Regions from separate parts of the Homo sapiens genome. Here region 1 is linked to region 2. A link is a contact called in ENCODE Hi-C or POLR2A ChIA-PET data. All regions are on one chromosome and are shown on one strand. The core of a region is the stretch at or near the end of the contact, and the rest is flanking DNA. Distances in the headings are between cores, read along the strand shown.

Region 1 (5,124 bases), core at 599-3,098, 300 kb before region 2:
GACAATGTTCTGCTTATCTATTACTGAGTAACAAACCTCTCTAAAACTTAGAGGCTTAAAATAACATAAATCATAATTTATGAAAAATTATAAATAATTCATCACTTAAGGGTTAAATGATAAATGAGTTATTTCTTAGGATTTTGGATAAGTCACAGTTAGGAAAGACCTGTTACTGTTGTAGGTAACATGGAACAGCCCAGACGGTTGGAATAACCCAACCCAGATAGCTTCTTCACTCAATGACTGATCCCTTAGCTAGGATGGCTCCACCAGCTGAGCGGCCCAGCTCTCCCTCTCCAAGTCCAAGTGGTCTCTGCACATGGTTTCTCTCCAGCAAGGTGGCTAACGGGGTGCAGCTCATGACCACCAACAGCTCAAAATCAAGGCTGCCAGGTCTTTTTTTTTTTTTGAGACAGAGTCTCGCTCTGTCCCCCAGGCTGGAGTGCAGTGGCGCGATCACGACTCTCTGCAACCTCTGCCTCCTGGATTCAAGCGACTCTCCTGAGTAGCTGGGATTACAGGTGTGTGCCACCACGCCCGGCTAATTTTTGTATTTTTTGTAGAGACAGGGTTTCACCACGTCGATCAGGGTGGTCTCGAACTTCTGACCTCGTGATCTGCCCGCCTCGGCCTCCCAAGGTGCTGGGATTACAGACGTGAGCCACCGTGCCCGGCCAAGGCTGCCAGGTCTTTTTTAAGCTCAGAGCTAGAAACAAGACATTGCTACTCCTACCAACTTCTTCTATTGGTGAAATTGAGTCATGGTTTCTCATGGTCTCAATCATGACCCAGCCCAGATTCCAGGGTCAAGGACCATAAAAGGCTACATTGATGGAAGACATGTCTCATTGAGGGACACCAGAGTAACAACTACCAGACAAGAAGGGGCAGGTCTGTGTGAGCGCCATTTCCTAATTCTATATTGCCCACTCTTCAGAGAAGATGGTTGGAGGGCAAATTGTGGGGAGCAAGGTAACTCCAAACTTTTACAGAATTAAAGGTAGGGGGTCTGGTCAGCTACAGTCCATCTGTTATCAAGAGGCCTGGCTGTGTGTCTTCATTCAGTTTATTAGGCATTTACTGAGCACAGCCTACATGCCAGGTTCTTCATTTTTTGACACAGGGTCTTGTGTTGCCCAGGCTGGAGTGCAGTGCTGCGACTGCGGCTCACTGCAGCCTTGACCTCTCCAGACTCAAGCGATCCTCCTGCCTCAGCCTCTGGAGTAGCTGGGGATACAGGCGCGCACCACCATGCTCGGCTAATTTTTGTATTTTTAGTAGAGACAGTGTCTCACCCTGTTGGCCAGGCTGGTCTCGGATCCCAGAGATCAAGTGATCCGCCTGCCTCAGTTTCCCAAAGTGCTGGGATTACAGGCGTAAGCCTCCGCGCCCGGCCTATGCCAGGTTCTACATGTGTTCTTTCTTGACTCTTGTGTTACAGAGGCTCGAATGAAGCCTGGCTTCTACAGTACCGCACCCAGCACCTCGCTGCGATGCAGCCTCCTGTACCCTTTCCGTCCGGCAGCTGGAGTTAGGGCAGAGTGCCGGGTCTCTAGGAGGGCAACACTCAACGCAGTCGGCTCCTAGGCATCCAGTGGGGCTGCAACCCCGCCGCCGGGGACGAAAGGCGAAGGGGGAAAACTAGAGCTTTCGCCGGCCGGGACAGCGCAGCCGGGTTTCAGCTCGTTCTACGGTCCACGTCAGAAGATCGCCTCCGGCGCCGCGGACGCCGGAGACCACTGTCTGCGCCCCCGCACGCACGCACCCACGTACTCGCGCACGCGCGCGCCGGCCCCGCCCACCGCCCCGCTGTGGCCCCTTTGGACCGCACGAGCCACCGTCCGCACAGCCCCGCCCCGCACGGCCAGGCGAAGCGGAGCCGGCCGTGCGGTGTGTGTGTATGTGTTCGCGGGGCGCCGTCTCAGCCCCGGGAAGATGGTGGCTGCAGCGGCGGCAACTGAGGCAAGGCTGAGGAGGAGGACGGCGGCGACGGCAGCGCTCGCGGGCAGGAGCGGCGGGCCGCACTGGGACTGGGACGTGACCAGGGCTGGGAGGCCGGGGCTGGGGGCCGGGCTGCGCCTCCCGCGGCTGCTGTCTCCACCGCTGCGGCCACGGCTGCTGCTGCTGCTGTTGTTGCTCTCGCCGCCGCTGCTGCTGCTGCTGCTGCCCTGTGAGGCCGAGGCCGCGGCGGCGGCGGCGGCGGTGTCGGGCTCAGCCGCAGCCGAGGCCAAGGAATGTGACCGGCCCTGTGTCAACGGCGGTCGCTGCAACCCTGGCACCGGCCAGTGCGTCTGCCCCGCCGGCTGGGTGGGCGAGCAATGCCAGCACTGCGGGGGCCGCTTCAGGTGAGTGGCGGGTGGTGTCGGAGGGTCGGGTCCAACCAGAGGCTGGGGCTGAGGGGCGTTCGAGACGGCTCCAGGTCAGAGGGAGATGCTGGACAGAAAGTGGAGAGGGTAGGGCCGCCCTATGGGGTTTGAGGGCCATTTGCTTCCGGGGAGATCATCGTCTCTGGCCTGGGGTCTTTCTCTGTTGGAAGGTGAAAAGGTGTGGGGCAAGGGTGGGGGCACCCCGACGGTATTTGGGTGCTTAGGTTAGTTAGATGGGAAGAATGCTGAGGGACCCAAAGAGCATCAAAGCCGATCGCTCTAAAACTCGGCGTGTTTCAGCTAAACGAGGTATCCAAGGAAAGGTGGTCGAGCCAGGTTTGCTTGAACACTTCCTTTTAACATCCACATGTGCCCTAGGACCCGATGAGTTCCCCGATGCACTGGAGATGTGGGGTGCTCTGAAGAAACAGGGCCCTGGAAATGCTTTGTTGGCTGGAGATAAAAGGGAAAGGGTAGCATTGTAAGATATTAGGGATAGAAGGACCAGTGGTCCTTCTAAAGGAAAGTGAGGAAACTAGCCTTTTGGCAAAAGCTCCCTGGAGGTGGCAAATTGGAATAGGGTCTGTGGTGAAGAGGGAATGGAAGGAGATTCCTATTTGCCTTGGTTTCTGGACAATATGAAGTTCTGAATTGGCTTAGTTTGGGGCAGTTCCTCTTGGAGAAATCAATAAATTAATTAGCAGTTATCGTTATTTGCTTCAGTTGTGCAATGATTTTCCAGATAATACAGACAGATTAGCCAGACTTTGGCCTTGTCCACAGGGAGTTTGGAATATAGCAAGAGAAAGATAATGTGCGCACATAACCCTAGTCATAAGGGTTACAGAGTCATTCACGCCTTTGACAGGTATTTAGCTTACTGAACACATGTCTGATGTGGGGGAGTGGGGAAATGTGAACAAGACAGACAGGGCCTCTGCTCTCATTGACCTTAACATTCTAGTGGGAGCAACAGGCACTTAACAAGTAAATAAATGAGAGAAATAAACATGGTAATTTCAGGTAATGGTAAATGCTATCAAGAAAATAAAAACAGCGTGGTCTGATAGAGAATTATAACCGGTGGTGACTCTTGGAGAGGGTTCTCATTTGAAATGACATTTGATCTGAGACCTGAATGAGGCAACAGGGAACTTGTGGGAATTCAGGGATGGAGAGGTTGTGGCTAGCTGGAGGGATGCAAGGAGGACTTTGAGGAGGCGGTAACATTGGATTTGAGCATGTAAGGTTAAGTAGGATTTGGAAATGTGGAGCTGGAAAAAAATTACAGATGGAAAGAAGGGTGCAAACAAAGTTGTGGAGGCTGGAAAGTAAAGTTTTGCTGCTGCCTATGTGGAAGAGAGTTGTGAGAGAGGAGTTTGGAATAGCAAAATTGTAGACTTAGGTAATATTAGGTCTTCTGAGGAACTCAGAGAACGTTGAGCAGATGAGCTCTTTAGTTTTATGGATGGAGAAACCAAGTTACTTCAGGACCACTGATGCAGTGAAGCTGCTTTTGTAACTTAGGGTGTTCTGATTTATGAATTCCATTAACCTACATGTATTTGTTGAGGGCTCCTATGTTTTAGGTTGTGAGATACAGTGGTATACAAGACAGGCACAGTCCTGCTCTTACGGAGCTCACATTTCAGCTTGGGAGTAAAAAAATCCAACAAAAATTTTATTGTAATTTTGTTTAAGGCTGTGGAGGTAAAGAGCAGGAGACAAACAGAGGACTTGACTTAGTCTAGGGGTAAGGTAAGTCACTGAGGAAGCGATGTGAAGTCTGAGGGGTGAGATGGTACTACCTGCGTGAGGGGTGGGGTGCTGAGGGGCCAGCAGGTACAGAGGCTTGGGGTTGAAGCGGATGGAAGGCCAGGTGGCAGGAGCAGAGAGAGCAAAGGGGAGCTTGGCAAGACTGGAGAGAAAGGCGGGAAGCCAGGCCAAGTGGAGATCTGTGGGTTGGATTGAGAATTTTGACCTTTAGCCCAAGAGCTGTGAAATGGCGTAGTTCACGCCTATTTTCATGACATTATAGGCTTTTAGATTGGAGCCAGAATACAAATGGCCTTGAAGGTGAGGCCAGGGCATTTTCCATTTGAGAAGCTTCCAAGGTCAGGTGAATGGATGGTTGAGTCAGACGAGGATCCTTCAAGTTCTGAAAACCTGGGACACTGTGGTAGGCAGTGGGGACCAGCGGTGTGGGAAGGGGACTTCATAGCAAGATCAATCTGTAATGTTCAGAGTAGGTACACTCACTTTGGGCATGAGAGATAGGGGGCAGCTAGGTGGGATCTGTTGGCATGGGTCAGAGCAGTGGTAATGAGAGCTTGTAGAGGTGAAATGGACAAGTCTTCCGTGTAAACTGGTTTGCTCTTGGAAAGGTGGGGGATGGTGAGGGAAAGAAAACTAGATCCTGTCTTGGGTGGTTGAGAGGACAGTGATACCATTAACAGACACAGGGACACAGGAGCAGGTGTTAGACATTTAATTGCATGCATGCTGAGTTTGGGGTGCTCTCAGAGTACACACCTGGCAGATGTTAAGTTTGGAGTCATCGACCTATGAGGGAGATTGCCAGGGAGCTCTCTCTGAGAGTCCACATGGAAAGCCCAGAGGATTGGATAAGAGCTACTTGTTGCAGGGAACAGGCAGTCCTGACACTGGTTGTCTCAAATAGTGTCACAGGTGAGTGAAGGGACTCCCCTGCTTATTGTGGACATTCCCTTTGAGCTGATTCTAGGTGATGTCAGTG
Region 2 (4,841 bases), core at 152-2,651:
TCAGCTTTAATGTGATTTAATTTCCTTCTCCCTCCAGTGGGCCAAAGGTGCAAAGATAAGTATGGCTGTTCTCTCTCCTTCTAACAGTGAGGTGCTGGGGGTGGGGGTGGGGGAATATGGAGAAGGGACCCTCACCACCCACACCTTCCTGCCTCCCCAACAAGTGCTGCCCTCCTCTGCCCAGCATTCTCCCCACTTTGCCCTCAGCTAGTGGGTGCTTAGCCTCCAGATAGCATGCCCCACCTAGGCCCTGCCCTGGGCCTGTGATCCAGAGGTCCCAAGAAGCAGAGGCCAGGCTGGATCCAGGGGGTCAGCCAAGGTGAGGGTGGGAGCACACAGGATTATCTCCCAGGGACAGGGCTGCTGCCTCGTAGCTCAGGATGGATAGAATGTGGGGGGATATCCAGCTACATTTTCCCTCCACAAAAGACCAGAATGGGAGAGGGATGGGGTGCTGCCCCGACTTTCTTCAACTCCCCGGAGCAGAAAAATGCCCTACCTCCACTTTCCAGTGCCAAGATTCAAGAAGAAAGGCAAGCGGAGACTTCCCTTTCTCAGTCCCTGCTTACTAATGGAAACACGGGTCCAGAACCTAAATCCAGTCCCTCCTCCTTCATACCACCGGGAGGGAGGTGCAGCCCAAGCCCCCGAGGCCCCAAGGGTCCAGGTGTAGGACCCTTTATCCTCTCCGGCAGCCATCCCTGTGGGTGTGGCACCCCCGCCACACCCCATTCTTGTCATCTCAGGGGGAGGGGGGAAATGTAATCGGACATCCCCCCCATCCAATCCATCCTGAGCTGCGAGGCGGCGGCTCTGTCCCTCGGAGATAATCCTGTGCACTCCCCACCTTCACTCACCTCGGCTGACGCAGGAGTCTCCGGAGCCCGCACTCCCAGACATCACTGCCCTCCTTCCTGAGGGTGCTGAGGCTCGGAGGCTCAGAGATGCTACTGGTCCAAGGTCATGCAGCGAGGCAGCGGCAATGAACAGGGTCGTGGGGAGGAGGGGGCGCTGACCCCATTACGCCCCCGCCCTCACTACCGCACTCATGCCCCCGGACAATCGCTTCGCGGAAAACACCCCAGCTGCACCAGCTAACGGTCACTGCGCCCCGGGAACCTGACATCACTCTAGTTCAGGTGCTGGGGAGTCCTCCAGGCCCGGCCCCGACAGCGGAGCCCCCCACCCCAGCCCTGCCATCACGGCCGCTGGGGTCCCAGGCACTGACTGCTCAGGACAGGGCCGGGACCGGGAGGGGACCTCGGCGAACGGGAAGGAACCGGGAGGCAGGGAGCAGAGGGGTGGCCTCACCTTGCGGGGTGCACCCCGGGGCCGGGGAGGGCAGGGACGACCACTGCAGCGGCGGCGGCTGCAGGAGCTCAACGCCGAGCACGAGGAAGGGAGCCCCGCGCCGCGGCCGCCCTCCCGTCGGCACGCCCCCGCCTCCGCCCATTGGTTGATCTGGGAGGGTGGGGCGAGGGACGCTCCGGACCAATGAGCGGGCTCCAAAGAACGGCCAACTGGCGAGGGCCGCCTACGTCACGTGCCAGGGTCGCCGAGGCAGCGCCCTGCTAGTCCGCGCCTGCCGGGCGAGCTCTCGCGAGGAAGACGGGCAGGCGGCCCAACTAGGCCAGGGGCCAGAACCGACCACTCGAAGAGGGAGAAGGAGGGCCTCGGATAGGCCCCGCCCCCGCTCCTTCTTCCGCCTGGGGGATAGCGCCTCTAGCCTTGAACCTTGCTTAGGACGCACCTCCCTTGGGCCCTTCGCTCTCGGGAGGGCTGTCGGGCGCGTCTCGGGGCTGGGTGGAGCTCCCGAAGGTGGCCTTTCTCCCTGGGCTTCCACGCCGGCTTCGGCCATCGATACGGGCCGTGTTGGTCTCGTTCAGGAGCTGAGGAACCCTCCATCACTCCTGTTTCGACCCCAGGGTTTGGACCTCTTCCCCTTCCACCCCATCCCCTGTCTCGAAAGAAGCAACCCCCGTGCGGGCCCGAGACGCGTCCCGGGTGCCTGGCCCGGCCTGGAGAAGCATCAGAACAAAGAAGGCACGCGGGCTGGGGGCTGGGAGAGCCTGTGACGCGCCCCCGGGGACCGCAGCCTCTGCTCCCGGTCTCCATGGAGGCGGTCGCCATGGCAGCGAGATGCGCCTCGCTCAGCACCGCGGGGTGGGATGTGGGCGCCTGCAATGAGCCGAGGAGCGAGAGGCGTGGCCCTCCGGTCTGCGGGGGTTCTTGCCGGTGCTCTCCGCCCGCCGGTTCGCGAACACCCCACCTATACTTCGCCCGTGGGGACGGATTCCCCAAAGTGCCCTCAGTAAGCCGTCCGGAGCACGCAGCGCCTTGCTTCCAACGGAACTAGAGAGACGGCCTGGGCGGCCGAAGGCCAGCCTCCCTTCAGCAGGGCCGGGGTCGCTGCCTTAAAGGAGCCCTCAAGTCTGCCACCCTGTGGCCCATAACCTGTCTGCTGATCTCCAGTCTGCACACTGTTGGCAAATTAATCTTTCTGAGCTCTTGTTTTCATCGCGTCCCTCTCCTGCTCCAAAGCCCTCTGGGACTGCCTCCAGTAGCGCTTCACAAACTTCAGCAGCACTTTGGGTGACTCATGTGCCCTCGCGTTTGAGAGACAGCGCTTACATTGAGAGCTTTTCACATTCTGATCTCAGCCCATCCACTCCTGCCCACTCTACCCACTCCCACCACACTACCTTTAGACCTTGTCTTGAAAGTCTAAAGTTGGCAGACGGTGGGCCCAAAGTGGCCCGTAGGTGTATTTTGTTTAGCTCACATGGGGCTTTTTAAAAGAAGTCCTTCCCCCTCCTGCCTCCTCCGCCTCTTTCTGGAATCAGGAATCTGGTTTCGTGGCTTTTGAAATATCAGAAGATCTGACAACATGGGCTCACTTTCCAGCCTGGCATTACAAGCCCCTTTAAGAGCACATAAATTTACCATAGTCCCCGCTAATCCCTGTTTCTCACGGTTAGTTACCTTCTGGGTCTGTGCAGACATTTGTGATCCCCTCCCCCTCATTATCCCACCTTCCAACCTGGAAGGCCCTCCCCGCTCTCTTCTCATAGCCAAAATTCAAGCCCTCTTCAACCAAGATAAGTTTTGCCTATTTATTTATTTATTTATTTTTGAGACAGAGTCTCACTCTGTCGCCCAGGCTTGAGTTCAGTGGTGCCATCTCGGCTGACTACAGCCTCCACCCCCTCCCCCGCCGGGTTCAAGCCATTCTCCTGCCTCAGCCTCCCAAGTAGCTGGGATTCTAGGTGCGCGCCACCACACCCAGGGCTAATTTTTGTATTTTTAGTGGAGACAGGGTTTCACCATGTTGGTCAGGTGGGTCTCAAACTCCTAGCCTCAAGTGATCTGCCTGCCTCAGCCTCCCAAAGTGCTGGGATTACAGGCATGAGCCACCGCGCCTGGCCCAAGCCTGCCTTTTTCAAAAGTCTTTCTAGCCAACTTCTCAAAACCATCTCTGGTGTGGGCTCTCTCAAACACAAACTGGCTGCTAACTGCACAGCCCGGGGTTATTTCCGAATTGTCAACTCCTTTCAGCAAACATTTACTGAATGTATCTGATGAGTAAGTTATTGTGCTAGGCTCTGTGGAGTGGAAGGCACTCACAGTTTAGTGTAGGAGGGACACCACACACAAAGAACTGTGGTCTCCTGTCCTTGCCAAATGTTCCTCACACTCCCAGGCATCGGGCAGTCTGGCCCACTGGGAGGAGCTGAAATACAGAGCTGCCCATGCCTAGGGATACTACATGCTCTCAGGGAAGGCCAAAGATGGTTCTGGAAAGCCTCCAGGAGAAAATTAGACTCTTTGTGTCAGGAGGAAGTCAGGGCAGGAGTTACCTGGCTGCCCCATCACTGCCCAATGTGTCTGTGTTACCACACGAGTAGTGCCCAGGCTCTGGGGCTTCCTGTGCGGAGGGCCTTACCAAAGATAGATGGCTCTGCAAGGGAAACCACAGGCCCCTACCAGGCCCCCTGGAGACAGAGGCAGGACAAGAAGAATCAGGAACAACTCCAGGTTAGGAGAACAGATGGAGCACGTATAAAACATCCACTCACGGCCGGGCGTGGTGGCTCACGCCTGTAATCCCAGCACTTTGGGAGGCTGAGATGGGCGGATCATGAGGTCAGGAGATCAAGACCATCCTGGCTAACACGGTGAAACCCCGTCTCTACTAAAAATACAAAAAATTAGCCGGGCATGGTGGCTGATGCCTGTAGTCCCAGCTACTCGGGAGGCTGAGGCAGGAGAATGGCGTGAACCCGGGAGGCGGAGCTTGCAGTGAGCCGAGATTGCGCCACTGCACTCCAGCTTGGGCGACTGAGCCAGACTCCATCTCCAAAAAAAAAAAAAAAAAAATCCACTCACCATGAGAACCTGGTGACTTTTAAAAAAAAACAAAAAAACACAACACTTGCTACAACTCCAAACACACGGTTTTTTGTTTTTTTTTTTATTTTTCAGAGACAGGGTCTCACTATGTTGCCCAGGCTGGTCTCAAACTCTTGGCCTCAAGCGATCCCCCGACCTTGGGCTCCTAATGTGCTGGGACCAGACCAGAGGCACAAGCCACTGTGCCCAGCCCTCTATTCTTTTTAATTAAAAATTAAACAACTATAACCTCATTGGAAAACTGCTTGGCAGTACCTAATAAAAATGATAAATGAAATGAGTAATTCCACTTTTTTTTTTTTTTTGAGACAGAGTCTTACTCTGTCACCCAGGCTGGAATGCAGTGGTGCGATCTCAGCTCTCTACAACCTCTGCCTCCTGGGCTCAAGCACTCCTCCCACCTCAGCCTCCCCAGTAGCCAGGACTACAGG

What was found. A loop is a pair of places that touch in the nucleus more often than their neighbours do. ChIA-PET counts read pairs that join two places held with the same protein, here RNA polymerase II (POLR2A). Pooled maps may share reads with other maps.
Region 1: a loop to region 2 is called in a map of heart left ventricle, with 5 times the contacts of the local background. The contact joins the promoter of ATRN here to the promoter of ADISSP in region 2. A Hi-C loop is called at or near these places in 1 of 168 maps with a recorded cell type or tissue (heart left ventricle), 2 of 37 single-sample maps with no recorded cell type and 11 of 50 pooled maps. POLR2A ChIA-PET finds 5 or more read pairs at or near these places in 1 of 52 experiments (AG04449).

The regions. Positions count from the first base shown.
Region 1 is chr20:3,469,170-3,474,293 of GRCh38, forward strand. It overlaps ATRN (attractin), which reads left to right and starts at 1,849. Exons shown (of 29, transcript NM_139321.3): 1 at 1,849-2,348. The coding sequence starts at 1,939. RefSeq lists an enhancer at 1,436-1,575 and a silencer at 1,676-2,235.
Region 2 is chr20:3,766,352-3,771,192 of GRCh38, forward strand. It overlaps ADISSP (adipose secreted signaling protein), which reads right to left and starts at 1,402. Exons shown (of 6, transcript NM_001258429.2): 1 at 1,312-1,402. RefSeq lists enhancers at 547-1,311, 1,439-2,025, 2,687-2,736 and a silencer at 1,297-1,536.